Regions from separate parts of the Homo sapiens genome. Here regions 2 and 3 are each linked to region 1. Evidence: read pairs that join two places in POLR2A ChIA-PET (ENCODE). Cell type or tissue: Panc1. All regions are shown on one strand. Links, peaks and the distances in the headings refer to the core of each region. The heading gives the core; the rest is flanking DNA. Region 1 has its middle 26 kb from the start of MIR222HG. Region 2 has its middle 100 kb from the start of LINC02595. Region 3 has its middle 17 kb from the start of LINC01186.

Evidence for each region. ChIA-PET counts read pairs that join two places held together with the same protein. Peaks named below come from ENCODE experiments on the same cell type or tissue, not always from the same donor. Only the 100,000 strongest peaks of a DNase experiment are listed, where the experiment ranks them.
Region 2: POLR2A ChIA-PET joins it to region 1 with 7 read pairs; 2 of 35 experiments call an interaction of 5 or more read pairs at or near these places.
Region 3: POLR2A ChIA-PET joins it to region 1 with 7 read pairs; 1 of 35 experiments calls an interaction of 5 or more read pairs at or near these places.

What each region holds. Positions count from the first base shown.
Region 1 is chrX:45,791,005-45,801,610 of GRCh38, forward strand. No RefSeq gene overlaps it. Among named protein-coding and RNA genes, the nearest start is that of MIR222HG, 26 kb to the left of the region's middle. In Panc1, for the core only: no CTCF peak of the experiment used is centred there; no DNase peak of the experiment used is centred there; H3K27ac peaks cover 2,211 bases.
Region 2 is chrX:45,947,351-45,957,956 of GRCh38, forward strand. It overlaps the pseudogene MED28P4. Among named protein-coding and RNA genes, the nearest start is that of LINC02595, 100 kb to the left of the region's middle. In Panc1, for the core only: a CTCF peak has its summit at 4,948; no DNase peak of the experiment used is centred there.
Region 3 is chrX:46,338,999-46,349,604 of GRCh38, forward strand. No RefSeq gene overlaps it. Among named protein-coding and RNA genes, the nearest start is that of LINC01186, 17 kb to the left of the region's middle. In Panc1, for the core only: no CTCF peak of the experiment used is centred there; no DNase peak of the experiment used is centred there; H3K27ac peaks cover 357 bases.

The DNA of each region.
Region 1 (10,606 bases), core at 2,174-6,173:
ATTACAAAAATGCTCCAGCAACCAATCATAAACAATCTTGAAACCTACGGAAGAGAAAGTCTGGGCAAAGAGACAAAAGATCTAAAGAAGAACTGTTGGAAACTGTAGAACTGAACAATAAAATAACCAAAATAAAAAACTCATGGGATGGGCTCAATGGCATCATGGATATAAGAGTCAGCGAACTTGAAGATGAATACATAGAAATTAGCCATTCTGCACAAGAAAGAGAAAAAATATTTAAAGTAAAAAATGAACAGGGCCTCAGGGGACCAGAGAACAATAAGAGAAGGTCTGCCATTTGTGTCATAGAAATCCCAGAAAGAGAGAAAGAATGCCGTGCAGTACAGGAAAAATATTTGACAAAATAATGGCTGAAAACTTCATAAATTTCACAAGACACATATACGTACAAATTCTTGGAAAAGCAGAGTGAACCTCATGTAGGATAAACCCCCCAAAACCACGCTATAAACCAGAGATGAAACAAACATTCCTGAAAGCAGGGAGAGAAAAATGCCCTATTATCTAAGTATGGGGCACAAAAAGTCAAATGGTTATAGATTTGTCACCAGAAACCATGGAGGAAAGAAAGAAGTGGCACAATATTTTTAAAGCATTAAAGGAAAAGAACTGTAATCTAGAATTCTATATCCAGCAAATGTATCCTTCAATAAAGGTGGAATACAGATATCATAACAAAAGGCAGGAGGACAAAGGAACCTATATGGTGGTAAGGTTTCTACAGTCCACTTAAAGTGATAAAATGTCCATTCGAAGTGATTCTAAGTTGACTGTGAATGATTCTAGTTGACTATACATATTGCAATCCCTCAAGCAGGCACACACACAAAAAAAGAACTACGAAATATTCAAATAGCTCAAAAAAAAAAAAAAACACAGAATAGGAGAAATAGGAACAAAAATGGAATAAACAGAAGGCATAAATCCAAACATATCAACTATTACATTAAACTGAAATGGTCTAAACACAAGAATTAAAGGCAGAGACTGTGAGAATGAATAAATAAATATGAACCAACTACATGCTGTCCAACCAAAACTCACTTGAAATATAATATAGGCAGGTAAGTTAAGAGCAGAAGGATGAAAAAAGGTGTAACATGCAAGCTGTTGAAAAGAAAAGTAGAGTGTCTATATTTAGACAATGCAGACTTGAAGACAAAGACAATTGCCAGGGACAAAGAAGAACATCACATAATAATAATAAAAGTATCAATTTGCCAAGTGGACATGACAATTCTAAATGCGTATCTACCCAACAAATGACCTTCAAAATACACAAACCAAAAACTGACAGAATACAAAGGAGAAACAGGTAAATCTACAGTTGTCGTTGGAAACTTCAACACTCTTCTCTCAGTAATATATAGAAATAGACAGAAAACACCATCAATCAATTAAATTTAATATTTATAAAATACTCTAACCCAGGGATCCCCAACCCCCAGGCCATGGACCAGTACCAGAACGGGCTGCACCGCAGTAGGTGAGCAGCAGGCGAGTGAACATTACCACCTGAGCTTTGCCTTTTGTCAGATCAACAGACGCATTAGATTCTCATAGGAGTGGAAACCCTATTGTGAACTGCACACACGAGGAATCTAGGTTGTGCACTCCTTATGAGAATCTAATGCCTGATGATCTGAGGTGGAACAGTTTCATCTCGAAACCATCCCCCCACCCCCTCACCCCTCCCACCCCCATACCAATCCATGGAAAAATTGTCTTCCATGAAACCAGTCCCTGGTGCCAAAAAGGTACATTCACTGAGATAGACCATACTCTAAAGAATAAACCTTTAATAAATTTAAAAGAATTAAAATAATACACAGTATGTCATCTGGCCATGATAAAATTAAACTAGCAATCAACAACAGAAAGAAAAGGAAAATTTCCCAATACATGGAAATGATACAACACACTTCTAAATAATTTTTCAGTGAAGGGAAAGTCTCAAGTGAAAAAAATACATTGAGTTGAACAAAATGCAAATACAATATATCGGCCGGGTGCAGTGGCTCACGCCTGTAATCCCAGCACTTTGGGAGGCTGAGGTGGGCAGATCACTTGAGGTCAGGAGTTTCAGACCAGCCTAGCCAACATAGTGAAATGCTGTCTCTACTAAAAATACAAAAATTATCTGGGCGTGGTGGCAGGTGCCTGTAATCCCAGCTACTCGGGAGGCTGAGGCAGGAGAATCACTTGAACCCGGGAAGCAGATGTTGCAGAGATCCAAGATTGCACCACTACACTCCAGCCTGGGTGACAGAGTGAGACTCTGTCTCAAAAAAAAAAAAAAACAAAAACAAAAACAAAACCACAATATATCAAAATCTGTGTGATACAGCTAAAATAGTGCTTACAGAGAAATTTACAACATTAAATGTTTATATTAGAAGAAAAGAAGGTCTCTAATCAACAATCTAAGCCTCCACCTAAATAAGTTAGAAAATGAAGAGCAAAATACAGCCAAAGCAAGCAAGAAAGAAAAAGCAGAAAGCAATGAAATTGAAAGCAGAAAAACAATAGAAAAAAATGAAACCAAAAGCTGATTCTTTGAAAATATCAGTGCAATTGTTAAAACTCCAGCAAAACTAATAAAAAATAAAAGGGAAACACAACTTAACTAATATTAGGAATGAAAGAGGGAATATCACTACAGATCCCACAGACATTAAAAGAAGGGAATGTTTATAAATTTGATGGATGATGTTACTAGTATTTTTTGATGAACTTATGTTGTCTATGTTTATAAAGGATACTGGTCTGTAGTTTTGTCATCATTATTTTGTTTTGTTACTGCCATTGGTATCAGGGTAATGTTGGCCTTATAAAATAAGTTAGAATGTTTTCCCTCTTATTCTAGAAGAGACTGTCATTTCTTCCTTAAATGTTGGAATTTACCACTGAAACCATCTGGGTCTGAAGATCCCTTTTTCAGGAGATTTTTAAGTATGAATCCCGTTTTATTAATGGTTATAGGACTATTCAGGTTGCCAATTTCATCTTAGGTGAGTTCCAGTAGTTTGTGGCTTTTTCAGGAATTGGAGCTGCAAGACGTTCTTGTTGAATTCTCAAGTTTGATTCAGTTACTTGATCTCCTTGAATTCCAGAAGAGACCACCTGATCTGGGATCTTCCAGATTGTCACAGACAGGTTCCCAACCTTCTTGGCAACAATCAGATAATGGGTAAGGGGAGCTTAAGGTTGGGGGAAGCTGAGAGGAGGATGCTGATGGGTTAAATTTCAGGTTCCCAGCTTCAGAGCCCGGGTTGTCACACAGCACAGTGGTTAGCACAGCCATCAAAATTCCTATTGCCTGGCCAGGGCAAAGGATTTGAAATGTTTAGTTCTATGAAATGAGCTGGGAACTGTGTGGCTGGAGGTGGGGCCAGGGGTGGTAGGTGGAGGAGGGGTCAGGTCTAAGAGTAAAGCTGGCCAGGGAAGGCCATGGGGACTTCACCACTCTCTCTCCAACTACAGCAACTACCCTCTGAACCACCTGCTGGGAGGCTACCTTCTGGGATTCCTCCATTGTACAAGAAGCAAATACCCAGGCACAGGGTAAGTGCTGACACAGTCTCTGCCTACATGTGACAAGGAATATTTTTTTAACTCTTTATTTCTTTTAAGAAAATTTAGCTTCCACAGAAAAAGTTTGAAAAACACTGCCCTCAGATACCCCAAAGGAGGTGACTTGGGTTTCTGGCATGGGCTCCTCAGGACAACAACAAGCCAGCCATTCCCAACCCAAGGCAGGGGACCTGAGTGGAGTCAGCCTGAGTTTGGAAACAAAGTCGTGGCACCCAACTGAATGGCTGCAATTCTTCCCCCATTTAGTCAGACTCATAAAGCTGAAAGTAACCTCATAAATCTCTCTGCCCATGCCCTTATTTCACAGATGAGGAGACTTCTAATGAAAAATTTCTATCAGCGTTTGACAAGCTATTCTTTCAGGAGATGTTTCCCCTACACCTGGCATTCTCATGATGGGGAATAATCTATACTTTCAAGGGACAAACACAATGATGGAATCTGAAACTTGAGGTGAAACTGGCTACCATTTAAGTTTTGCATATGGCAAATTGCCACATGGGAAGGTTTAAAAAACAAAAAAAACAGACTCAAGTCTGTAGCCCAGGAACCGATCATTCTATTGTAACAGGAGGTCAGGCTCTGCTAACCATCATGACCAACAGATGAACAAAAAATTGGTATGCAAGTCCATATGAAGCATAGAGCTTTCTGGAAGCAAAAAAAAAAAAAAAAAGTCAAATCAACTACAAGATGGCTAAGACAACTACTAGAAGAGATGTTCCTGGGAGATTCTAAACTGCATTGCAAACTTGGGTAAACTGACCAATCGTTTTGGGATAGAAAGGCAGAAGAAACTATCAGGCACTGTCATCACAGTGGGTAGGATTCCGGACACACCAGTACCAAACAGGTGTGTGACCACCTGCCTGGGACTCTGCTTCTCATTTCATAACCTCTAAAGGTGCTTATTTTGGATAAAAGTATAGAATTTAGGATATTAAAAATGCTTTTCATGTATTCAACTTAAAAACCACATTTATTCCATCCAGCTCTGATGGGGCAGAAATAATTTATCATCATCACAGCAGGCTGCAAGGGTCCAAAGCAGCAGCTTCCACAAAGGCTTCATGGAATCTCCCTCCTTGAAAATGATGAATACTAGAATGGTTTAGGTTGGCATTCCCTCCAGACCCTCAGAAGCTGGCTAAGTAACCTCAAAAGTACCCTGTTAGTTCAGTAATTCTGTGAGTCAATGGAAAAATAACAGCAATTAATCTTGGGCTCTATGTTTCCATGCCTTGCTATTAAAGAAAGAACATAATGAAATATGCACAGATACAGCTTCTTTCTAGTTTTATCTCAGAACCTGATAAAAATAACTTACTTTTGCATATGCTCACTGCTGTATCCCCAGCACCTAGACAGGATCTGGTATAAAGTGGAACCTCAGAAATATTTTTCCAATGTCATTATTACACCAAAATTCTGCAAAATGAAAAATATGCCTTGAAAAACAAATTTGTTATTTATACTGATATACGAATAAGAAAGGAAATCTCAAACTCAACATCCATTTTGCTGTATGTTTTTTCTTGGTATAGGCTTGGTGAAATCAGAAAAGGGAAGGTAACGCATATCCTCTCTATCATTTACAATGTGATTTTGGGCAAATGACTTGAATGCTCTCTTAAGTATCTATGGCCTCATTTCTAAAATAAGGCCAATCATCTCTTCCTCACAGTGTTGCAGTACAGATGAAGTGTGTAATAACTGTTTCAGAGCCTGGCACACAACAGACAGATATTTAACAAATAAACACACATGAAAGAATACGGGGAAACCTCTTATCTTCTCCTTCGACCTCACACATGAGCCCTGAGTAAAGGTTAGTATCATCCATGTTATTTTCTGAGTTTCTCCGCAAAGAGATGAGTCCTTCAATCATTATAGCAAGAATTCTCTGCCCTGGCTGTGATCAGAGACCCCAGGGGAGCTTTCTAGCCAGGTAATTTGCTGACCTTGACTCTCCAGGCGTGGGCAGGAAGAGAGGGGCTCTCTGGTGTGGTTTCCCGCCTGCTCCTGAGCACTCAGGCCCTGACCCAGGCCCTCCAGGAGCCCAGGTACTTGAAGACAGAGGGGCACCAGAAAGGTCACAGGCAGCGTGATGCTTCAGAGGCAGATAAGAAGGAGGCACAGCATGAGGAGCACCAGTGAAAGGATGGCCAGCCCAAATTAGGAGAACATGAGCTCTGCCTGAGAGAAGCATCCTTAATTTAACCAGTACATGAAAAGCAGTTTGGAGATAGCTTCTTCAAGCTGTGATTTGACAGAAAGTTCAAGTGAATATATACCTAAGCTTTCCAAAAAAAAAAACAGATCTGAAATTGGCTGGTTAATTTGGCCCAAACCATAACATATGGATAGATCGAAATGCTGCTGAAAGCCTCCATTTTAAAAGTGGCATATGTATTTTTTCAATGTAAGTTTTAACATTTTTTAAAAAATCATGAGTGATGTAATCAGAAGGTCAATAGTTGCAATGCTGAGCAAAAGCATTTCTCTTTAAGAGGGAGCCAATCAAGGAGAAGTCTTTCTCATCTTGACCTCCTAGACAAGCCAGATGCTACTTCAGTTCTTTGTATAATTTCAAGGATGTTATAATCCTTCAGGACTCAGTTTCTCCATCTGTTTAAAAAAAAGCGGGGAGGGATAGATCTAGCTAACTCCAAAATACTACACTTCTCTTCTGAAAATATAAATCATTGTTACTTTCCTCTGGGCCAGGTATTTCATTGTCAAATATGCGGTATCTTTGAGTACGTGGTTCGTGAGAAGGGTAAGAGGAAATAGGGTTTCTAAAATAACACAGATTCACACAGCCTTTAAGAAAAAGTTCCTAGAGACCTTGTTCACCTCAAAACAGGACAGACCAAACAATATTCCCCCCTTTTTTCTTTTTAATCAAATTTCCATGACTCCATCTCCCAGATGCCACAAAACCTCTCTCATATAAGCCAAGGCTTAAGATAGAATAAATCTACTTATAGGCTGGGAACTCTCTTGCTAAGTATGGGTTTGTGATAATCACATCAGATGAGCATGGTATCGAGTTGAAAGGCCCACACTGAGGATGGTGAGAAGGCCACATGGGCCTGGTGCTATATGCTATTCAACACCCCTGCTCAGCTCATAGTGAAGAGTGTATGATACAGACAAGGAAAATCCGAGGCTTAAAAAAGTGCTTTCATTTAATATTGATGAGGGGAGAATCACATATATTTTTATGATATATGCAAAGTATAATCAAGTTAAAGTACCAGCACAGGCCCTATTTTGTAACATTCTCAAATAATAATGGAGGAAAGGTCACAAAAACCAAATGCGGCCAAGACCAGTCTATTTTTAAAGCATGAGGTATTTAGAGTACATGAAGAAAAATGAATTTTTCATTAACTCCAACACACAGAAAACCTTAGTATTCATTAAATGCCATAAAAACTCTTCACATAGGCTTTAAACTTGATAATGCCACATGCTCTAGAAACCCAAAGTAGCTATAGAATATTAACATTTATTAAGCACTAAGAACTGCAGACTACATAAATAGGGAAACTGCTCACTTACAAATGCAAGAATTCAAAAGCACATAACAACAACCAATCCTAGGAACAGTTCAACAGTTTAACTCGCTTCAACAGCCTGATTCTATAAGCACTTGAAGTGTTCCTGGTTTGCAGTGATGAAAGTTCATCTTTAAAAACTAAAGAACTACTACTGTAGCCAATGGTTCAACAAAGCACATATGTTGAGAGTCAATGAAAGAAAATTAATTAGGAATAAGAGAATTTGTACTAACATAATTTCTGCAAAGTGAAATGTCTTCTCTCAATATTTATAGGGAAAACATGGATCCCTCCTTTTCTCACACCATTTCTTAGGCATATAACACTGTGCATAAAATGCCCAACTTATACCATTTTGTCCTAAAAAGCACAAAGCCATTTTTAATTACAGACAACTGCAAGAAGAACCAATACAACTCTTTTCCCACTTGCTGTAAGGGGAGAAATATACAGAGAGCCAGAATGTTACTGAAAATGCTTAATGATAAACTCAAGTTGCCAAAGATGGAGGTTTGTGAAAAATAATCAATCCTGCTAAACATTAATGTGAAAATGATCTCTTAGAAATCCAATCTCCAATAAACATGTCAACAGAAAGTTTTAGAAGTATATAGCTGAACAGGCAAATTATTTCTCCCATTTCCTTCGGAATGTTTTCACATTGCTCTTACAGTTCGGTTCATGAGATGTAATATGATCTAGTACACTGTGTAAATGGATTCATTTGGAAAGTCTCCTTTCATTCACAGGTCTGAAAAATGCTTGCTTGCTGCGTTCCAAAGGAGGCCATTTTATAATCAGTAGTTTTTATAAGATTTACTTTGCGTGCTTCTCATGTGATTAGACACTGGCAAGGTCAGCCCTGGTGTGGGGAACAACTGAGCATTAGCAAAATGCTCTTGCTTGAACGCTCACAAGCCTACAATGATCTGTTCTTAGCCCTCAGTTATTACCTTCCCAAGGCATCCATTAAGTTTCAAGTATTTTACCCGAAAGGAGTAATAAGTTAACAGCCACAAATGCATGTCTAAATGCTACATGCAAGTTTACTTCTGTCAGTAAAGAGAGCACAGGGTGGGAGGACACCTAAAGCTCCCCATGACCCAGTGGGGTTGCCTGAGTGGTAAGGAAAGGAAAAAAAGGGGAGAGGAGGGAGAGACAGTGAGAAGAGAGAGAAGCGTGACAGGGAGAGAAAAGGAGAAGCAGGGAAAGAGGGAGGAGGGAGAGAGGGAGAGGGACACAGGGAGAGTCTGGGGAAGGAGGGAGAGAGAGAGAGGAGGGTTCCTAATAGTAGGTGAGAAACTTAAAAAGACACTAAATTTCTCTGCTTCCCTACGTGGCCTTAAAGGCAGGTAATTCCATGTTTGCTTTCACTTTCAAACAACTTTACCTATGCATATAGGTGAAGCCTAAAATTAAAATGAATTGATAAAAAAAATTGAGAGGGCCCAATTACACAATCGATGGAAAAGCAACACGTTTATACCTCCCAGTCAGGAAGAGCATTCTGAGAAAGGAGACTTGCCAGCTTCCAAAGGCACTCAGCCTTGACAGCTTGGCTACTTCACGGGCTGACTGCAGCTCAAACACCTGTTGGTATCTTGGAGCCACAGCACATCCATCCTTCCCTCACGCCAACATCAACCTGATGGTGAGCTTTCTGAGTAAGGTGTCTTTGTTGGTTGGTTGAGGCCTTCACGTCCTTCTTAGTTTGGGAGGCACTTGCATTTCATATAGCATCACCACATCTATCGGAGTTGATTTGGGGAAGGTGGGTGTGGAGCAGTGATAAAGGAAAACGTTACATCTCTGTGGAAATTCCAGGCCTTTCCACTTCTTTCAGGTACACCAGAGTTCACTGTGGTCATTATATTCAGAAGACTCACACAGTGCAAAAGGCAGTATTTTGGGGAATGAAGCCATAAACCAGTAAAATAAGCCTCAGACTGTTTCCCCAATTTATTATTCTCATTATTCTCATCTCCCATACACAGTATGTTACATGGGGTGCAACAAAACCAAGAAGTTGTTTAAGGATCAAAAATCACTTCTATTTTTAAAAAATAACTTGTAATAGAAATATTTTTGCAATATTTAAGGCAGTAAAAATTTAGCACTCTTAGATAGCCCAAACTGTTACTTTAAAAACCAGATAAATATATATGATGCTTAAATGTGGCAAATATTTTGAAAACATTGACTAGTATTTAAGATATCAATTTTAAAGAATAAAATATTTGATTCATTAATTTGTCTTTTGTTTTAAAACTCAGTTACTGTCATAATAAAAAAAGTTGGCAAAATAAGGTTCACTTTTCAATTGCTTTGTAATTTGTCGTCCTTTTTCCTACCTCCCAGTGTGTGAGAGACAGCTACACAAGTTAAGGCAAAATATAAAACTCCCCTATGGCTCAATTTCCTTTTAAGTAACATGAGGAAATTGTCAATGATTTGTTTCTGCCCCTCATAACTTTTGAGAATAAGTAAAACTTATAAAGTACTTTGCAAATACAAAAAGCTGTTTTAAAAGATGGGGCAGGGGATGGACAAGCAGAATAAATATTTCTAGGTCAAAATTCTTATTTCATAACTACCTTTTAATTTTCTAAGTCTCCTGTATTTTCAAAATGTATTTTATAACAGCCACAATCCCTAGAGAAGCATTTTTAGTAAACACTCTTTGAACTGAGGAAGAACTGTCTCAGATTTGCAGCCTAAGGAGACACGATGACTAAAAACACTGTGGGATCCTGGATGGGATCCTGGAACAGAAAAAGGACATAAGTGGAAAAACTGGTGAAATCCAAATAAAGTCTGCAGTTTAGTTAGTAGTTCTGTACCAATGTTAATTTCCTGGCCTTGATAAGTATACCACGGTTAACAGAGAAAGCTGGGCAAAGGGTATATGGGAACTCTCTGTACTATATTTACAATTTTTTTTTTTTTTTTTTTTTTTGAGACAGAGTTTTGCTCTTGTTGCCCAGGCTGGAGTGCAATGACGCGATCTCAGCTCACCACAACCTCCGCCTCCCGAGTTCAAGCGATTCTCCTGCCTCAGCGCCCCCCCCCGAGTAGCTGAGATTACAGGCATGCGCCACCATGCCCAGAGGCTAATTTTGTATTTTTAGTAGAGACGGGGTTTCTCCATGTTGGTCAGGCTGGTCACGAAATCCCGACCTCTGGTGATCCACCCGCTTCGGCCTCCCAAAGTGCTGAGATTACAGGCATGAGCCACCGCACCCAGCCTATTTTTACAATTCTTCTGCAAATTTAAAATTAGTTCAAAATCAATAGTTTTTAAAAATCATTCTTTGAGTAAGAAAATCAATTGTTACATGTTTTATTAAGAACCTAACTCTTGGCCAGGCATGGTGGCTCATGCCTGTAATCCAAACACTTTGGGAGGCCGAGTCAGGAAGATC
Region 2 (10,606 bases), core at 3,285-7,284, 160 kb after region 1:
TAGTGTGGATATCCAGGAGGCTCACCTGATTTAAGGTCTTACTTATCATTATTGACTCATACAGCTGTAATACAAGGGCAATCAGTAGGTGTAGTGCTTCAACATCTCTATTTAAAAACTGAAAACTATGGTGACTTGTATTAATACTACAAAAAATGACTTGGTAGATTTACTCCCTGAATGCTCTGTTTGCATGAATGTTGCTAATGGGAACAGAGATGCATTAAATATGGGCTTGCAGGTGGTGTCTCATGGGATTGGTAATTAATTCACACAATAAAGCACTAACATACCTTTTCATGGGTAATTACAATACTGAATCACCAATGAAGCCTAGTAATATTTTAAATCTTTTAAGTTACAACCAGATGTGCAAGCTTTGGAATAATTCCTCTCAGTTTCTTACCAACAAATGCATGTTGTTTGTTTTATTAATTTCAATTGAATATTTTTAGTCTAAAATGGAAAGAAGTTGAGTGGCAATAAAATGGTATTCATAAAAATAAGCCACTGCTCATTTTACATTTTTAAGTTAGGGTTTGGTCATCATAAAGCCTGAGCTACTCAGACTCATAACTTCTCTATTACTCTGAACATCTGAAATTTAGCAGTGAAAAGACCCTAAAAAGCAAATACAGGGTTTTCCCCTTAGAAAATTGCAAAAATATGGCCTCTTAGGGGTGTTTCCTCACAATAATTTCCCTTTGAGTTGGGGGAGCCATTTCCCAAGTCTGCCCTCTCTTTCAATGAACATTTACTCGGCCTTTGACCACCCATGAAAGATCACTACCATTCTTTCCCTCTCCTACCCATTGAATTTTATGAGCCCCCATCCTGTTAGAATGGTGTCACTTACATCACATAGATGGATTTGAATATTTTGGGTAAATCTTGTACAGCTGTTTTCAAAGTAGTCAATGTAACTCTTTACTGGGTTACAAAGTCAACATTCAATCATTAAAATATGAAATATAATAGAATATACCAAAGTATATAGTATGCAGTAAAGATAAATATGATTTCAGGAGGGTTTTGTATATGTGTATATATATGTAGGCATACACATACATATATATACACACATACATGCATGCATACAAGTATGTGTCTGCTAAGTCACCATGCATTTAATGCATATTTCTTCCTAATAGTTACGGTCAAAAAGTTTAAAATCATTGCTCTAGAGTAGTTTTCCACAAAATGTGGTCTGGGATGCTTCAAACAGATAGCTGGGCTCCATCTCAGACCTTTTAAGCAGTTCATTTGAACTGTGGTTCAAAGAGTCCTCACCTAATCTGAAAAACTAACCTTTGTTAAAGTGCTAATGAGGAAGGGCTATACTCTGGAACAATTAAATCAGAGTCCCTGGAGCCTTCTCTACAAGATTTCAATGTGCATCCAGGATTGAAAACCACTGGGCTCTACAGTGGTCTTTGGAAACAGATACTAGAGTTCAAAGTCAAGTAGGAAAGAGATAGTAGAATTTGCCTGTGCTGCTTATCTCACTCCATCTATGCCAGTGGTTCTTAGACCTTAGTGTTCATCAGAATCACCTGGAGGGCTTCTTAAAACAGATTGCTGCACCCCACCCCCAGAGTTGTTAATTCCATAAGTTTAGACTAGGGCCCAAGAATTTGCATATCTAACAAATTCCCATGTGATGCTGATTCTGCCAGTCTGAAGACTACATTTTGAGAACCACTGATCTATAAAAGGACTAGCTATATCCAGTTGAAAAGGGTACTTAAGACATAATGTTAACTACAACCAACTAGGATTAACTCTAAATAGCAAGGCTGGTTAAATGCTTGAAAAGTAATGTAGTCTATCACATTAACTGGCTAAAGAAGAAAAGTTGTATGATTATATCAACAAATTCAGAAAAAGCTTTTGACAAAATCCTACATCCACGTATACAGAAACTCTCAGCAAACTTCTTAAGGCAGACGTTTACGTTGTTGATTTGAGATATTTCTTCTTTTTTAGTGTAAGTGTTTACAGCTATAAATTTTCCTCTGAACACATATTTGCTGCCCATGAGTTTTTTTTCCATGTTTTGATTTTAATTCATATCACTGTATTTTCTAATTTTCCTTGTGTTTTGTTCTTGACCCATTGGTTATTAAAGATTATTTTTGTTTAATTTCCTCATATTTGTTAATTTCCCATCTTTTCTTGTTATTGCTTTCTAATTTCATTCCATTATGGTCAGAAAACATACTTTGTATGATTACAACATTTTAAACACATTAACCCTTGTTTTACAGCCTAATATACGATCTATCCTGGAAAACATTCCATGTGCACTTCAGAGGAATATATATTCTGCCATTGTGGGGTAGAATGTTCTATGGTGTCTGTCAGGTCTAGTTGGTTTGTAGTGTTGTTAAGTTTTCCATTTTTTCTGCTAATCTTCTGTCTAGTTGTTCTATCAATCATTAAAAGTAGAGTGTTGGAGTCTCCAACTATTAATGTTGATTTGCCACCTTCTCCCTTCAATTCTGTCAGTTTTTACTTCTGTAATTTGAGGGCTCTGTTGTTAGAACCCTCAAAATTCAGCATATAAGTTTATAATTGCTATATCTTGAATTGATCCTTTTGCCATTATACTATGTCCTCCTTTTTCTCTAGTAACAATTTTGCCTTAAAATCTATTTTGTCTGATATTAGCATGGCCATTCCAGCTCTTTTTTGCTTACTATTTACACGGAATCTTTTGTTCTATCCTTTTATTTTCAACCTTTTTGTATCTTTAAAGTATATCTTTTGTATGCAGCATATAGTTGGATGATGTTTTAAAAACCAGTTCTGCCAATTTATGTCTTTTAATTGGAAAATGTAATATATTTTTTCTAATGTAATGAATAACAAAATAGGATTATGTCTATAATTTTGCTATTTGTTTTCAATGTCTTGTGTTTTTTGTATTCCTCAGTTTCTCCATTACTATCTTCTTTTGTGTTAAATAGAGACATACAGTATCATTTTAATTCACTTGTCATTTCTTTTCCTATATATTTTTGAGCAATTTTTAGTTGTTACCCTGGGTGTTATCAATAATATCTTAATTCATAATAATCTAGTTCAGATTAAGATCAACTTTAATTTCAATAGTATACAAAACTTTGCTCCTAAATAGTATCATTCCCCCCTCCCTTATGTTGTTTTTGTCACAAATTACATCTTCATACATTGTGTGCCCATCAGCTTACATTTATATGTATTGCATTGTGAGTTGTCTTTTGAATCATATATGGGAAAAAAAGTTATGACAAAGAATATGTTTATACTGTCTTTTATATTTAACTATGTAATTATCTTAACTAGTGTTCTTTCTTTTTTTTGAAAACTTGCTATTTATTTGACAAAAAAGCTTTTGAATTTAATAAAGAATTGGCAATACATTAATTCAAAATGTTTTCACTAAGCACCAAATAGAATCGTCCCCAATCTCTGCACCGAGAACCCCTTTGAAAGAATGCCTAAAACTTAATCAGTTTATTTAGGTTTTTAATCAAGAAATCCATTAGCAACAATCTTCCTTAATGGAAAAATGTCTCACCTCCCGTAATGTAAAACAAAAATTATACAAGCAAACAAAACTCAAAACAGAAAGAGATGATCAGAGCAAGCTTCAGCCCCTCATAGCTCACCTATGCCCCAATTGTCACACTGCTGAAAACAGGGTCTGCCTCATTACTTAAACTAATTCATTGCTGCAGAACATAACAACATTTAGCATATCACAGCTCCCACTACATCCCTCCCTGTCAAAAAAGTAAATAAACAGCACACAAAATATAAACTTATGCCAAATAAAAGTCAGCATCAACCTAAGGTTCCTACTGTAATACTACTACACTAACCCAGGATATTTTAATCTTTTTCTGACCTATTTACAAAAAATCCTCATTTTGAGAGCTCTGGAAGCATTACAAATATTGTTGCATTAGATTCCTCTTCTTGAGGTAGTTTGAAGTCTTGAAACAGAGCAAATTTACATATTTTTCTACATTACCACTGAAGGGTAACTATCATAAGAGGCCTACAACAAAAATCCTCTTCCTCTGATTCTCAGGCTATTATAATTTTTCCCTCAGATCAAACAAACAATGGGAAACACACATGAAAAGATGATAAGTCATACAAAAATTTAAAAACAAGCACAACAACCATAAAAAAGAGTCGGTATCATCATACTAACACTCTAAACTTTGCTAGACGAAAAAAGAATTTACTTGGTTTACCCAAGCTATAGACATTTTATAGAGTACTCAAGAAATTAACAGCTTGTAACAATAGTGGAAAAATTTTTGGTGGGAGCAGAAAACTAAAATCAACACCTTCTCTGGCAAAGACTTCTTCCCAAATGCCAAGTCCACAAGAAGGAATGTGTGGCAAAGCTTGCACACCAGCCCTCTCTCAGGCTGACAGCCTTTGCCCTTTGCTCAGGTTGGCTTCAGAGGTGGAGGGATATTGGCAGATGCCTGCTCAAGGTAGGCCAAGGAGCCCTGAGGGATGTCGGCTGGCTTTTGTTCTGCATGTTGATGTCCTTTAGCACCTGCTGCCAATGCCTCAGCTTTGTCAAATGCTTCTGGACCAGTGCATCTTAATGTTGTAATTCATTCCATAGTTCTGAGATATCCTCTTTGATAACTTGCTCTGGTTTCTGGACAGATAATTGCAATCTTTTTTTAGGAAAAACAAAACAAAGCAAACATTGTCTCTCTTGCAGTATCCGGAAACTTCTGGATACACTGATTAACACCAGTTTGAATTTCTTCCTGATCAGTGCCATTGATATAGTCCTGACTCACCAGAGATACAAAGCAAGCCTTGAAAGATGACTCCAAGTCAACCACCAAAGTACTATTAGAAGGGCTTGGAGCACCTGAGAAGTGAAGCCTAGCCTAGGAGTCCTGTCAGGGGTGGTCGGGCCCCTGGTGGCTGCCCAGAGAACATACTACCTAGTGGAGCTGCCTGTTTGGAGTGACAGGGTCTTTATTTCCTCAAGTAAGTTAGGTGTAAATCCTAGGTATTGTCTAGTGTCCTTTCAGAAGTTCCTTTAGCATTTCTTCTTCTTTCTTCTTCTTCTTTTTTTTTTCTTTCTTTTTTTTTTTTTTTTTTTTGTTTTTGTTTTTTTGAGACGAGGTCTCACTCTGTTGCCCAAGCTGGTCTCTAACTCCTGAGCTTAAGCGATCCTCCCACCTCAGCCACCCAAAGTGCTGGGATTACAAGAGTGAGCCACGTGCCTGGCCAATATTTCTTTAGTGCAGGTTTGCTAGTGGCAAACTCTCAGTTTTTATTTATCTGGGACTGTCTTAATTACTCCTACGTTTTTTTAATTATGGTTTTGCTACAAATAGGAATTTTGGTTTATAATTTTTCTTTCAGTGCTTTGAATATGTTTTGTGGCCTCTGTGGTTTCTGATGAGTTCATCTTATTGAGGATCACTTGTATGTGATGAGTGGTTGCTCTCTTGCTCCTTTCAAGGTTCTCTCTTTTCTCTGGCTTTCAATAGTTTAATTATAATGTTTGTAGGTGTGGGTCTCTTTGAGCTTATTCTACTTGAAGTTTGTTGGCTTCTTGGATGCACAGATTAATGTTTTAAAACCATTTTGAAAAGCTTGGGGCCATTATTTATTCAAATATGTTTCTATTTCTTTCTCTTTCTTCTTTCCTCCTGGCCCTCCCATTATGCATATATTGGTATGCTTCATGATATCCCACATCATAGAGCAGGTCTCTGAGACTCTGCTCATTTTTCTTCATTCTTTTTTTTTATCACTATACCTCAGAATGGATAATTTTCATTGATCTCTCTCTTTCTTTTTTTTAATTCCCAACTTTTATTTTAAGTTCTGGGGTACATGTGCAGGATGCGCTGGTTTGTTACATAGGGAAACGTGTGCCATGGTGGTTTGATGCACAGATCAGCCCATCACCCAGGTATTAAGCCCAGCATCCATTAGCTATTCTTCCTGATGCTCTCCCTACCCCCATTCCCCACCCTCCAACAGGCCCCGTTTTGTGGTGTTCTCCCCATGTGTCCATGTGTTCTCATCATTCAGTTTCCACTTATAAGTGAGAACACACAGTATTTGGTTTTCTGTTTCTGCATTAGTTTGCTAAGGATAATGTAATCGCACTTTATGTTCTTTGATTGTTTCTTCTGCCTGCTCAGATCTGCTATTAGTTCCCCTAGTGATTATTTCCTGTCAGTTATTGTAATTTTTAAGCTCCAGAATTTCTATTTGGTTTCTTTTTATTATTCCTGTCTCTTTTTATTTTCTATTTGGTGAGACAACTTTCTCATATTTTCCTTTAGTTCTTCAGGCATGTTTTCCTTTGGCTCTTTGAAAATATTTAAAATAGCCATTTTGAAGTCTACCTGGTAAGTCCAATGTCTGGATTTCCTCAGTGACAGCTTCTATTGGTTGCTTATTTTCCTGTGTGTGGGCCATACTTCCTTGTTTCTTTGCACATCTTCTAATTCTTTTGTTGAAAACTGGACATTTCAAAGAATACAATGCGAGAACTCTGAAAATCAGTCCCTTACCCTCCCAGGGTTTCTTGTTGCTGCTTTAAGTAGCTGTTTAATTACTTTTTATGAAGTAATGTTGTAAATTCTTTATCTTTGCATTTGTGGCCACTAAAGTCTCCACTTACTTGGCTTAGTGGTCAGATAATGATTAAACAGCATTTTTCTTAAATGCCTAGAACCAAAAAGTCTTCAAGTCTTCCAGTCATAGGGGCCCCGTATGTGTGTGTTGGGGCATGCCTTCAACACTCTACCAATCAGTTTACAACTCTGTTTCAGCCTTCACTTCCTGCTTGTGCAGAGCCTTATGTTCAGTCAGAGATGAACGATTACAGTCATTGTAAGTCTCTCCTGAGCTTCTGAAAAGCCCTACACACATTTGTGACCTTTTAGATTCCCAAGAATATGTTGAAACTTTTCAAAACCCCTACAAGCATCTCATTCCTCAGCTTTTTCTCTTAAGCTTTCTGGCTGGTTTATTGTTTGCCTTAACTGCTATCCATCACTTCAGGCAACTGTGATGTTAAAACATTTGAGAAATGCCCCTCCACCATCTGGGTAGAAATGTTTAGCATTAGGAGAGTTTCAGTGAGCTCTAATAATGACAAGCCTTTCAAGTTGTATCTTCCAAGGAGCCATTTGGTGGTGACTCCTATTTCTGAGTGAAGCTTTGAAAGATCTCTAGCTCTGCTCTACTTTCTCTAGTACTGGGAAGGCAGTCTGTTATTTTTCATGGTGGTGTGGAGCATGGAAACAGAGGACAGGACTAGTGTAAGTGTAAATGCCATAAAGCTTACTGTTTTTATTGAGATGCAGCTGTTTTTCTTGACTAAACACTTCCCATGTGGCTAAAGCCGTTGGTTAGTTTCCAGAGTACTGAACAAGTTGATTTTAACAATTTTGGTTAGTTTTCACATTGCTTTTATGGAGGAGCAAAATTTCAGAGTTCCTTACTCCAGCATTTTCACTGATGTTATCCCCTCATTATTTTTTGACATTTCATCTTATAATGGAAAATCATTTTTTTTAAAGCAGTGAATAAGTTACCTATTTGTGCTTCTTATTTGTTTGTTTTGGTAACCCAGCTGTGGGCTAGAATGTCTTTGTCAGTGAAAATCTTTATTTTAGAAGCCAAACACGATAAGCCATATTATTATTCTTTTAAATGTTCTCACTGAATAAGAAACAAAATTAAGAAAAATTTTAAAGTATGAATCACCATTTCTAGAACCATATATACAAAGAATCATAAATATACACAATGTTTTAAAGAAGGTAAGTTATATAGTTAAAAAAAGAAATTCTGCCGTGAAGAATTTAGATTCTATATGGTGCTGAATTGCAACACATAAGCTATATTCCAAGTAAAAATTAAGACTGACACAACAATGAACCAAATTGTATTTCACCTTTCTTTGAAGATGCTATAAGTTTAGAATAATGTGTCAACTTTCCCTAACTTGGACTTCTTTTATTACTTTTTAAAGTTAATCTAAAACATACCAGTTTTGTTCTTGATCTGAGTTTTAGACTACTTCCACATTCTGTATATTCTTCCTAAAGGAAATTATAAAAACTTTTATGAAAATTTACCTGCAATAGGTTTATAAAGAAACTAATTAAAATGCAATTGAAATTTGAGTTACTTTTAACATAAACTATCTATGAATTTCTCACAAAGTGTTTACATAATGACATAATTATGAACAGATCAAAAGCGAGATGTGGGTTTGATTTCAAAATCTTGTATAGTTTGTCAGAATATGGAAATGTGTGTGTGTTTGTGTGTGTGTGTGTGTGTGTGTGTGTGTATGTTTTAAAAGATGGCTTGCCTTATTCAGTATTTCACCATACTTTCTATTTCCAATTAACAGTAAAGGAAGAGTTGGCTTAAAATTGATCAGATTAGTGGCATATGGGTGGGATTCTGGAAGCATCCAAATATTCACATGAAAAATAAATGCAAACCCTGGAGGGAAATATGCCTTCTTGCATGGAGAACTTGGCCACATGTCATAGCTAGAACCTGTGAGAGACAAAATGTACAGGGTGCACTACATTTGTATCCTCTGTACTTTTAGCATTGCCACAACGTGATTCTTTCTGTGCAAAATGGTGACAGGAATTCCACTGCCAATGTCTAGATATCAGATGATAATAGAAGCTCTGAGGACAATCCCTGAGTCTTTTATCCTCAGATTTTAGAGCCAGACATTGTCTTCATATGTCAGTTTGGGGAGTCTAGAATTTTTATTCTAGCCTATTTGGTAAATAGGTGTTTTACTTCACAGAAGAAACAGAGGAAGTGTTCTGATTATGATGGTTAAAAAATCCAAAATGTACTGGGCCCTTCTGCATGCAAAGCAAGTCATTAAGTCATCATACAGTGAGTTAACATTCACAGCCATAGTCCTCCAGACACTTCAAGTATGAAGTAGACAGCATTGCCATGGTTACGCATAAAGGGGATCTGCACAAAGCAAGCCCATTGCATGGCATTATGTGCATACTGTGGGGTAGCGCAGAAGGCAATTAGGAGGCTGTATGTTGAGAAGATGTGGGAATATGAAAATATGCCTTGTCATAGAATTGTGCTGGCTTTCTAACTCAGTGTATGAGCTCTGATGCAGTTTCATTTCTTAATGGTTCAAGGCATAATTAAGCTGAATTCTGACTATACAGAGACTCCGAATCATTGGCTTATTCAAGTATCAAATATTAATTGAGTACCCACCATGTGCCAGGAATGGTTCATGGTGAAACCACTGGGCATTGGGAAAACAGCTGACAAAGCATTTCCCTCCCAGTGAATGCTATATTTAAAAGTTCTCTTCACATTACAAGAAGCAGGTTATGCAGGTGAAATTTGTAATTGAAGAATAATAGAATTTATTTATTAATGCATACTACTATGTTGCTCCTCTTCCACCCTGTCAACATGGACCGTGAAGAATGCATAGCATTTAGATAGATAGACAGGGAAAGCCTTTCTTATGACAGGAACAGCACGAGTAAAGGCATAAAGGCAGGACTAAATAGAAAACAGTGAGGAACACACATTCCTTAAAACAAAATAAGTGGAAGGTCTTGGCTCTCTGATAAGTAAATGGGCTGTTTCTTGCAGGAATTTAGTTCGTTTAAATGAGAACTAAAATGCAACCATAAAATTGTCACATTCTACCAGTAGACCTCGTCTCCAGGAATGTAGTCCAACATTTTGATCAAACCAGAAATTGTATATAAAAGGACTTTGGGCTGGGTGCAGTGGCTCATGCCTGTAATCCCAGCACTTTGGGAGAACGAGGAGGGCAGATCACTTAGGGTCAGGAGTTCGAGACCAGCCTGGCCAACATGATGAAACCCCGTCTCTACTAAAAATACAAAAATTAGCCGGACATGATGTTGTGCACCTGTAATCCCAGCTACTCAGGAGGCTGAGGCAGGAGAATGGCTTGAACCTGGGATGCAGAGGCTGCGGTGAGCCGAGATTGTGCCACTGCTCTCCTGGGCGACAAAGTGAGACTCCATTTCAAAAAAAAAAAAAAATAGCCCTTTGGAATTTTTAAGTGCTCTTACAAATGTCTTATTTATTCTTATCTTCCTTACCTAGCCCATCAGAGGAAGCAAAAATGAGAGCAGGAAGAAAACTGGTGTGTTGACCACTATTTGGCTGTATCTTCTTGAATCTGGAATATCTTCTGAAGTGTTTTTTTTTCTTCTCTTTTCTTCTTTTATTTTTTCCTTTTCTTTTCCTATCTGTTTATTCATTCAACAGATATTTAATGAGTACCTTTTTTTTTGGTCAGGTATGTTCTCTATGCTAGGGACATGGCAGTAAACAAAATAGACAAAAATTCCTGCCTTCGTGCAGCTTACATTGCAGTCAGGGGAGAAAAATAGTTTATTAGATGATGATGCATGCTATAGAGATAAATTCAGCAGGGAAGAGAGTAGGAATTGTGTATGTGGGGCGGGGAGGGGAGCTTTAACTTTGATGAGTTGACCTCATTGAGGTGACATTTCAGCAAAAATTTGAAGAAGTGATCCATTTAGATATCTGGAAG
Region 3 (10,606 bases), core at 3,509-7,508, 550 kb after region 1:
GGAATGTTAACTAGCACAGCCACTATGGAAAACAGTGTGGAGATTCCTTAAAGAACTAAAAGAACCACCATTTGATCCAGCAATCCCACTACTGGGTATCTACTCAGAGGAAAAGATACTTGTGCACGCATGTTTATAGCAGCACAATTCACAATTGCAAAATCGTGGAACCAACCCAAATGCCCATCAATCAATGAGTGGATAAAGAAACTGTGCTATATATATATATATATATATATATATATATATATATATATATATATGAATGATGGAATACTACTCAACCATAAAAAGGAATGAATTAAGAGCATTTGCAGTGACCTGGATGAGATTGGAGACTAATATTCTAAGTGAAGTAATTCAGGAATGATTAAACCAAACATCGTATGTTCTCACTGATAGATGGGAGCTAAGCTATGAGGACGCAAAGGCATAAGAACAATACAGTGGACTTTCGGAACTTGGGGGAAAGAGTGAGATGGGGGCGAGGGATAAAAGGCTACAAATATGTTGCAGTGTATACTGCTCGGGTGATAGGTGCACCAAAATGTCACAAATCACCACTAAAGAACTTATGTAACCAAATATCACCTGTACCCCAATAACTTATGGAAAAAAATAATTAAAAGAAAAAGAAAGAAATGTGAACTATGCATACATTTAAGAAAGATAGAAAAAAGTTAGTAAGATAATTATTTCCACCATTTTTGGTGAATCACTGAGTGACAGCTTTGGTTGTGGTGGTGGTGGGTTAAATCAGAGAATAAATGTTTGCATAATGAACATTGCAAGGAGTGTAATCACCTGGCAGGCTCTTTCTGCCTGCTGCACAAACAAAACCAATTCAGTGAGACCACTGTATTGCAGTAAAGAAAGAGTTTAATTAACACAAGGCTTCTGAGTGAAATGACTGGAGTTATCACTCAAATCTGTCTTTCCAAAAGCTCGGAGGTTAGGGTTTTTCAAGGATAGTTTGAGGGACAGGGGACTAGAGATTAGGTGCTGATGATTGATTGGGGATGCAATCACAAGGGTGTGGAAAACAGCCGTCATGCACTGAGTCCACCTTTGGTTTGGGGGCCACCAGGCCAGTTGAGTCATGAGTCACAAATCCCGATGGGGTCAGCCATTTGCTGTTATTTGAAAGTCTGAAAAACATCTCAATAGACCAGTGTTAGGTTCTACAATAGTGATGTTATCTACAGGAGCAATTGGAGAAGTCACAAATCTTGTGACCTCGGGCCACATAACTCCTGAGCAGTAAGGGATTATAGAAATTATGCTTACATTTAGGCCAGGTGCGATGGCTCACGCCTGTAATCCCAGCACTTGGGGAGGCTGAGGTGGGTGGATCACGAGGTCAGGCATTCAAGACCAGCCTGCCCAACATGGAAACCCCATCTCTACTGAAAATACAAAAATTAGCCGGGCTTGGTGGCAGGTGCCTGTAATCCCAGCTACTCAGGAGGCTGAGACAGGAGAATCGCTTGAACCCGGGAGGCGGAGGTTGCAGTGAGCCGAGATCGTGCCATTGCACTCCAGCCTGGGCCACAGAGCAAGACTCCCTCTCAAAAAAAAAGAAAAAAAAAAAGAAAAGAAATTATGCCTACGTTTTAGCAGAATTCAGGCCCTTTGCAGAATCCTAATCTTAAGGCCTTTAATGAGTCTTACAAAGGCAGTTTCAGCCCTTGAACAAGGAGGTGATCAGTTTTAGGGAGGGACTATTATCATCCTTTCTTCAAAGTTAAACTATAAATGAAGTCCTCCCATGGTTAGCTTGGCCTACATCCAGGAATGAGTAAAGACAACCAGCTTGTGAGGCTAGAAGCAAGATGGACTCAGCCATGTTAGACTTCTCTTGCAGTCATAATCTTTGCAAAGGCAGTTTCAGAAGCACTTCCTCCCACCACCACACAGTTCAAAACCAGTCACAAATATAGTGGGCTCACTGAGTGCTTTTGTGCTGTGTCTTGTATTGTCATGCATTTGTATGATTATTGTAGACTTTTTGAATTTTTATTTGACAATCATTTGTATTCATTCTTTCATTCATTTTTCAACTTGCTTATTCCAATGCAGGGTCATAGGTGGCTGGAGCCCATCCCAGCAGTTTGAGGCATCAGGTGGGTATGTGCTCTGGACAGGATGTCATCCCATGGCAGGGCTCACCCACACATATACCCACACTCGCTCACACTGGGACCATGTAGACATGCCAGTTGACTAAAGGTGCACAGTTTTGCAATGTGAGAGAAAACCAGAGTCCCTGGAGAAAACCCACACACATGAGGAGAATGTGCAAATTCCACAGAGACAATAGCCCCTGCCCAGAATCTATTCTTTTTCTCATTGACATGTATCTGTAATAGGTTCATTGCCTCATGCACACAGCAAGTCAATATGCTGAGACACCAGGTTGCAGTAGAGAAAGAGGTTTAATTGTAGGGTCAATGAACAAGGAGATGAGAGAAAATCTCAAATCCGTCTCCCTGAGGAATTTGTGTTTAGTGTTTTTAAGGGTTTTGGAGTGGGCTGAAGGGTGGAGATCCTTGATTTGTGAAACGAGCGGGGGAAGTGATGGGGCAGGGAGATGAAGAAGCTGTATTTTCATGTTGATCCTCTTTCTCTGCGGGGGTCTTCAAACTAGTTGTTGGAATTTGGTGCCAGAAAAACATCTTAAGTGATCCTTAAACAAAAGCCTTATGATTCCAATGTCAGAGATCCTGTCTATAGGAACAATGGGGATACAAATCAATTCTTAAACAGTCAATGTCAGAAAGCCAGTGGAAATGCAAATGGTCACTATCTAGTGTTACCTGACTTTTAGGAACAAGGAAGTGGACCAAAGTGCAGTGTGATTAATGCTTAATTATAACTATATTTCTGTCCAGAACCTGCCATGAAATTCTTATCGACACTGTGGGGACAGTTTCAAACATTATAAGGAAACAACATTGAATGAAACAATGTTATCTCAGGACTTGCTGTATCCTGTGCCTAGAGAGACCCTTTCTTCCTCCTTCCAACCTTCCTGAATCTGGTTTGTGTTAGTCTCTTCTGGCCAGCTCCAGGCAGTCTCTGGGACAAGTCACAAAATATAGATTGTGAAATTTCAGTTATTCCACATAGGACTTAAAGGTTCTTACATTTGCTTTAAAAACAAATATTGCACAATATAAAGATAAAAGGTAAAATTAATGCAAAAAATTTAAATTTGTAATATTCTTCAGAACAACACTAAATAGCAATAAAAACACCATTACAAGTTGAGAGAGTAAGAGGCTATGGAAGGGAAAAACTTTATATTTTAATACCTTTAAGGGCATTATTATTTAGAGCATTTATTAATGCTTTTTGAATAAGTGACCACATATTTTTATTTTGTGCCAATTACGTTGTCAGTCTTGGAAATGTGTGTGTGGATAGATAGATTGATGTAGGTAGACATAGATATTTTTCATTCAAATTCGCTTTATCTGTAATACATACATACATACACATATAAAGATTTCAAAATTTTAATACCAGTGTTACTACTCAAAGTAAAACTACCAAGTGATATTCAAGATTTCTTTTGACTTCTTTTTTACTTTGGTACAGTCTGTGTACTGTATTCACAAATTATTTGAAATAATTCTTGCCTCTGTATGATTCCATTATCTTTGATATACATTTAGGTCCATTTGATTGTTTTCAGTTATAGACTGGTTTGTCTTCTTTTTTAATTTTGTTTTTTGGATGTTAAACATTTATATATTAAGTCAAAATTATATTAACAGGCATACTCAGAAATCTCTTTTCAATTCTTATCCTCTCCTCCTCAGCCCCCCTCCAAGCCCTCTGTAGGTAACCATTTCCATTAGTTTCTGGTTATTCTTCCAGTAATTTTTGGGGAAAAATTTTAGCAAATACACATGATATTATTTTCCTCCTTTCACATAGAAAAGATAAAACACTATATACATGTTCTGCACCTTGTTTTTAAAAAAATAACCTTCATATCAGAACATAGACACCTTGTCATTCTTGTTGTACACCTGTCTAGTACTTCATTATGAGATGATAGCTTAGTTTATTCAATAAGTCCTTTATTGGTGGATATGTCAGATGCTTCTAGTCTTTACTATTAAAAATAATGCCAGAAAAATAATCTTGTACATGTATTATTTCATAATTATGGAAGCATGCCTTCAGGGTAAATTTCTAGATGTGGGATTGCTAGGTCAAGGGGCAAATGTAATTTTATTACATATTGCCAAATTCACCTCCTTGGGACTTGTACCATGTTACACTTTCACCAGCAATGTATAAAAGTGCTTATTTCTCCACAGGTCTGTCTGTCAACAGTGTGTTTTGTAAAACTTTGGAGTTTTGGCCAGTCTGATTTGTGTAAAATGGTAACAATACAGTTTTAATTGGCATTTCTATTTTTGTGAGTAATAATGAGCACTTTTCAAATGTTCATTTGCATTTCTCTGTGAACTCTCTGTGCCTTTTGGTTTTTTTTTCTATCAAGGTTTTAGTCTTTTTCTTCTTAATTATTAAGATCGCTTTATTTATTAGGGAGATTAATCTTTTGTCTGATATATATATAAAATAGTTCCTCTATGTTTACCATTTTATATTTTATTATGATTATGTGTTTTTAATGTAAGTAAATTCATTAATCTTTTATTTATTGATTCTGAATTTTGAGACATAGTCTGAAAAGCTTTTCCTGCTCTCATGTTAAAAAGAAAAACAGGGAACTTCTGCATCTGATGAAGATGGAATGTCCCCTTCCTCCCAGGGTCTTCTCCTAAGAAACCCTGTGCATAACACAGCAAACAAGAATAGGAAGACTCTGAAAGGTTGAAAGGAGAAAGCAGAATTCTTAGGGACCTTAGTTAGACTGAGGAACAACACAACAGTGAATTTCCTGGGTTTCCTTATCACCTCCCTTACATCCCAGAGAGGGCACTGTGCAGAAGCCTCCAACTCTCCAACCCAGAACTGCCAAGTACAGATTAAAAAAAAAAAAAAAAAAAAACAACTCCATGAAAAGCCTGATAGCTCTAGCTGTCAGGCATAACAACAGAAAACTTTTTTGGCAATACCTGCCCTACTCCAACCAAACACCAGTAGAAAATCTGTACCCTTCCCTGCTGTGGGATCTTCCAATGCCCACCAGGCAAAAGCAGCTGGTGCTCTGATTCCCATGCAGAGGTACTGGTAAAGCTGAGCAGAAAGCTGACCTTCTACTCCCTGCCAAACAAAAGCAGGCAGTTTGCTGATTGCCCCACAGTGTAGTGTCAGTGGGGTCCAACAGCAAACTGAGCCTCCATCCTCACCAGGTAGCAATGAGACTTAAAGAGGCAGAAAGATATAGTTCATACCCTGATCACCCCCCATCCCAAGTGTTAGCAGAGCCCAGCAGCAGGGAGCTAAGTATCCAGCCCCACATGGCATAAATAGGACTGAACAAGGCAATGCCAGTCAGATCTAATCAGCACTCCACTGTCCACTATCCCCCCGCCACTAATGTCAGCCGGGCTCAGTAGGGAGCTGAGCCTCCGAATCTACCCGACATTAACAAGGCAGAATGAGGTGACATGAGGTGGGTTTAGTACAGTCTTTGCTTTCTCCCACCCCTAGTATTAGTGGGGCCCAGTTGGGAGATGAACCCTTCCACACCAGGCATTGATGGGACAGAAGGAGGTGGTGAGTGGTGGGGTTTGTTGGCATTCCACTTTTCCTTTTCACTCCCTTGGTGTCTGCAGGGCTCAGCACAAAGCTGAGCTACTGCCTCCACTGTAACAAAAAAGCAGAGTGAGTCAACCCTTGGCTTCCCCGCACCCTCACTAGTGTCAATGGGAACCAATAAGGATGCAGGCTTACATTCCCATTAGGAGGCAGTGTGGTGGCAAACGTCAGTGCCCCATTTTCACTGGGAAGGTGTTGATGGGGCCAGTGTGGGAACTGAATTTCTACCCCACACATCTACAACAAGGCAACAGGAGTCAGTGCCTACTTTTGCCAGAGTAGTATCATTGGGCACCAGAGAGCAGCTGAACATACACACCCACTCAGCCTTCATGCTGTACCTCAACCAGGGGACAACCTGTTAAAAAAAGAAAAAGAAGAATTAGTAGAATCCATAGTCTAATAATATAATATCCAAATGTTCAGGATATAGTCAAAAGTCACTCATCATATCAAGAACCAGGAAAATCACATGAATGAGAAAAGATAATCAACAGACACCAACGAGGAGATGAATCTGATGATGGAATTATCTGACAAAGATTTAAAATCAGCCATCATAAAACGCTTCAACAGATAATTACAAATTATCTTCAAACAAGTGAAAAAATATAGAAAATCTCAGCAAAGAAATAGAAGTTATTTAAAAAGAACCAAAGGGAGATTATAGAACTGAAAAACACAATAACCAAAAGAGTGGATTTGACAGAGGATAAAATCAGTGAATTCAAGGACACATCAATAGAATTTTCCCAATCTGAGCAAGAGAAAAAATAGACTGAAAATAATAGGCATTCCTCACATTTTCATATTACAGATGAGGATAAAGAGGCCCAGGCAGGGCTCAGCAGGTGACAGAGTTGGTATCTGAATCAAAATAAATGTCCCTGTCATTATATCTCATGTCTGATGCAATTCAGTGTATTTAAGGGAAACTGCCTTGCAATTAAGGTTGTTAAATAGTAAAATGGATTGGTAAAGGGGTTGGTAACTAGTACTTTAACATGTATTGTATGTTAACATTGTTAACATGTATTTGTTTGAAATAGCTTAGGCAGACTTCGCCCTAAAGAATGAAATATAGACAATGTAGCCTTTACTACAAGCTAGGATCCCTGTTATGAGAAGATTTTTAAATTAATAAATACTTTGCATTTTCAAAGGAAAAAAAATGGACTGAAAAAAATGAACAATCTCAGGAACTGGTGAGATGATAAAATAGATAACATTTGTCTCATGGAATACTAAAAAGAAGAGACAGAGGGCTGATAAAATGTTTGTAGGATTGAAAAAGTACTTGAAGAATAATGGCTGAACACTTTCCAAATTTGGTGAGAGACAGAAGCTTAGAGATTGATTCAAGAAGTGGAGTGAATCCCAAACAGGATAAATCTAAAGAAAAACATGCCAAGACACATAACTTCTGAAAAGTTCTGAAAATGAAAGACACAAAACAGAAAGAAAAGGAACCATGAAATCCAAAAAGAAATAAATGCATTATTTATGGTGGAACACCAATTTGAATCACAGGGTATTTCTCATGTGAAACCATGAAGACCAGAAGGAAATAACACATTTTTCAAGTATTGGAAGAAAAGACCTGTCAATTGCAAATTCTATATCAAGCAAAAATTTTGTTCAGTAATAAAGAAGAAGTAAAGATATTCTTGGAATAAGGAAAACTAAGAATTTGTTGCTAGCAAATCTATCCTTAAAGAATTGCTAAAAGAGACTTTCTAAAAAAAAAGTGGAAATGATAACAGAAGAAGGTGTGGAACTTCAAAAAGGAAAGAAGAACATCAGAATAAGTAAAAACAAGAAACTAGAAAGAGAAGAGCAAAATAAACTAAAAAGAAGAGGAAGGGAAATAGTAAAAAGCAGAAATCAGTGATATTAAAAACAGGAACACAATATAGAAAATCAATGAAGCAAAACTAAATTGTTTTAAAAATCAGTGAAATCAATAAAACTTTAGCAAGCCTGGCAAAGATAAAAAAGAGAGAAGACACAAATTACCAATCTCAAAAATAAAGCATAGGATATCACTACAGATCCTGCAGCCATTAAAGGAATATAAAGGAATACTATGAGCAACTGTGTGTTCACAAATTCAAAAACTTAGGAGTGGAACAATTTCTCAAAATCCACAAACTACCATACTCAATCACAATAAAATAGACAACCTGAATAGTTCTATAACCACTGGGTGAAAAATGATTTTGTAATTAAAGGGCTCCTGAATGATTTCACTGGAAAATTCTATCAAACATTTTAAAAAGAATTAATACCAATTTTACACAATATCTTCCAAAAAACAGCAGAGGTGGGAACACTTGCCAACTCATTTTATGAGACTAATACTACCCAGATACCAATAACCATACAAAGACAGTACCAAAGAAAAGAAAGAACAAAAAAACTACAGAATACCTCTCATAAACAAAAAAAATCCTCAATAAAATATTGACAAATCCAGGAATATACTATAAAAAGAATTATACATCAAGACCAAATGGGATTTATTTTAGGTATGCAAGGCTGGTTAAACATTTGAAAATAAATCATTGTAATAGACCCTATCAACAGGCTAAGGAAGGAGAATCATACAATCATATTAATTGACATAGAAAAAGCATTTGAGAAAATCCAACACCTAGTCATGATAAAAACTCTCAGGAATAAATAGGAACCACCTCAACTTGATGAACATCTACAAAAAACCCACAGCTAACATCATACTTTTTTTTTGAAACAAGTTCTCACTCTGTTGCCCATGCTGGAATACAGTGGTGCAATCTTGGCTCACTACAGGCTTGACCTCCCAGTGTCAAGTGATCCTTCTGCCTCAGCCCCCTGAGTAGCTGGGACTGTAGGTGTGTGCCACCACACCCAGCTAATTTTCATATTTTTGTAGAGACAGGGTTTCACCATGTCGCCCAGGCTGGTCTCGAACTCCTGAGCTCAAGGGATCTGTCTGCCTCAGACTCTCAAAATGCTGGGATTACAGGCATGAGCCACCTCATCTGGCTTCAACATCATACTTTATGGTACAAGACTAAATGTTTTCTTCCTAAGTCTTGGAACAAAGCAAGAATGTCCACTCTCAGCATTTATTCAACATAGTGCAAGAAGTTTTAGCCACCATAAAAGGTATATAGATTGGAAAGGAAGAAATGAAACTACCTCTATTTGCAAATGACACAATTATGTATATAGAAAATTCCAAGAAATCTACCAGAAACTCCTAGAAATAATAAGTGAGTTCAGCAAGGTAGCAGGATACAAAAATCAACACACAAAATTAATCATATTTCTATATACTACAATAAACATGTAGAAACCAACTTTCAAAACAATACCATTGCATTCTCCACAAAGAAAATGAAATACTTACTTATAAACTTAAGAAAGCATGCACAAGATCTATATGGTGAAAATTACATACTGATGGAAGAAGTAAAAGAATAAACAAATGGAGAATCAGTGTTCATTGATTAGAATACCCAACAAGGTAAAGTTGTGAGTTTTCCCCCAAATTACTGTATAGGCTTAATGCAATTCCTATCAAAAGCCAACAAGGTTTTTTGTAGACACAGACAAGCTTATTCTAAAATTTATTTGAAAAGGCATAAGCCCTAAAATAGCTAAAACAATATTGAAAAAGAAGAATAAAGTGGGAGGGATCATTCTCCCCAACATTAAGACCTACTATATGTCTACAGTAATCAAAACAGTATGGTATTGGTGGTGGAATAGACACATAGATAAAGGAAACAGAGTAGAGAACCTGGGTTCTCTAGACTCACATAAATATGCTCAACTGATTTTTGACAAAGATGCAAAAGAAATTCAATGAAGGAAGGACAGCCTTTTCAACAAATGGTGCTGGGGAAATTGGACATCCATAGGTTAAAAAACAAAACAAAAACCTTTACTAAATCTCATACCTCAAGTAAAAAATTAACTCAAAATGGATCACAGACATAAATATAAAATGTAAAACTATAAAACTTTTAGAGAAAAACATTATAGGAGAAAATTGTCATGATCTAGGACTAGGCAAAGAGTTCTTAGATTTGACCCCAAAAGCATGATCCAGGAAAACTGATAAATCAGACCTCATCAAAATTTAAAACTTTGATCTGTGAAAGACCCTGTTGAAAACATGGAAAAACAAGCAACAGACTGGGAGAAAATATTTGCAAACTACATAGCTGACAAAGGAATAATATCTAGAATATATAAAGAACCCTCAAAAACCCAAAGTTAAAAAAAAATCCATAAGAAAATAGGCAAAAGACCTCAACAGACATTTCACCAAAGAGGATATTCAAATGGCAAATAAATGCATGAAAATATGTTAAATATCATCAGCCATCAGGAAAATGCAAATTTAAACTACAATGAAATAGCAGTACACACCTATCAGAATGACTACAATAAAAAATAGTGAGCTGGGCACGGTGGCTCACCCCTCTAATCCCAGAACTTTGGGAGGCCGAGGCGAGTGGATCACCTGAGGTCGGGGGTTCAAAACCATCCTGGCCAACATGGTGAAACCCCGTCTCTACTAAAAATAATACAAAATTAGCCAGGCATGGTGGCACATGCCTGTAATCCCAGCTACTTGGGAGGCTGAGGCAGAAGAATCGCTTGAACCTGGGAGGCAGAGGTTGCAGTGAGCCAAAAAATTGCGCCATTGCACTCCAGCCTGGGCAACAAAAGTGAAACTCCATCTCAAAAAAAAAAAAAAAAGTGAAAATACCAAATGCTTGCAAAGATGTAGAGAAATGGAATCACTTATAAATTGCTAGTGGTAATGGGAAAATGGTACAGCCACTCTGGAAAAGAGTGTAAAACTTTC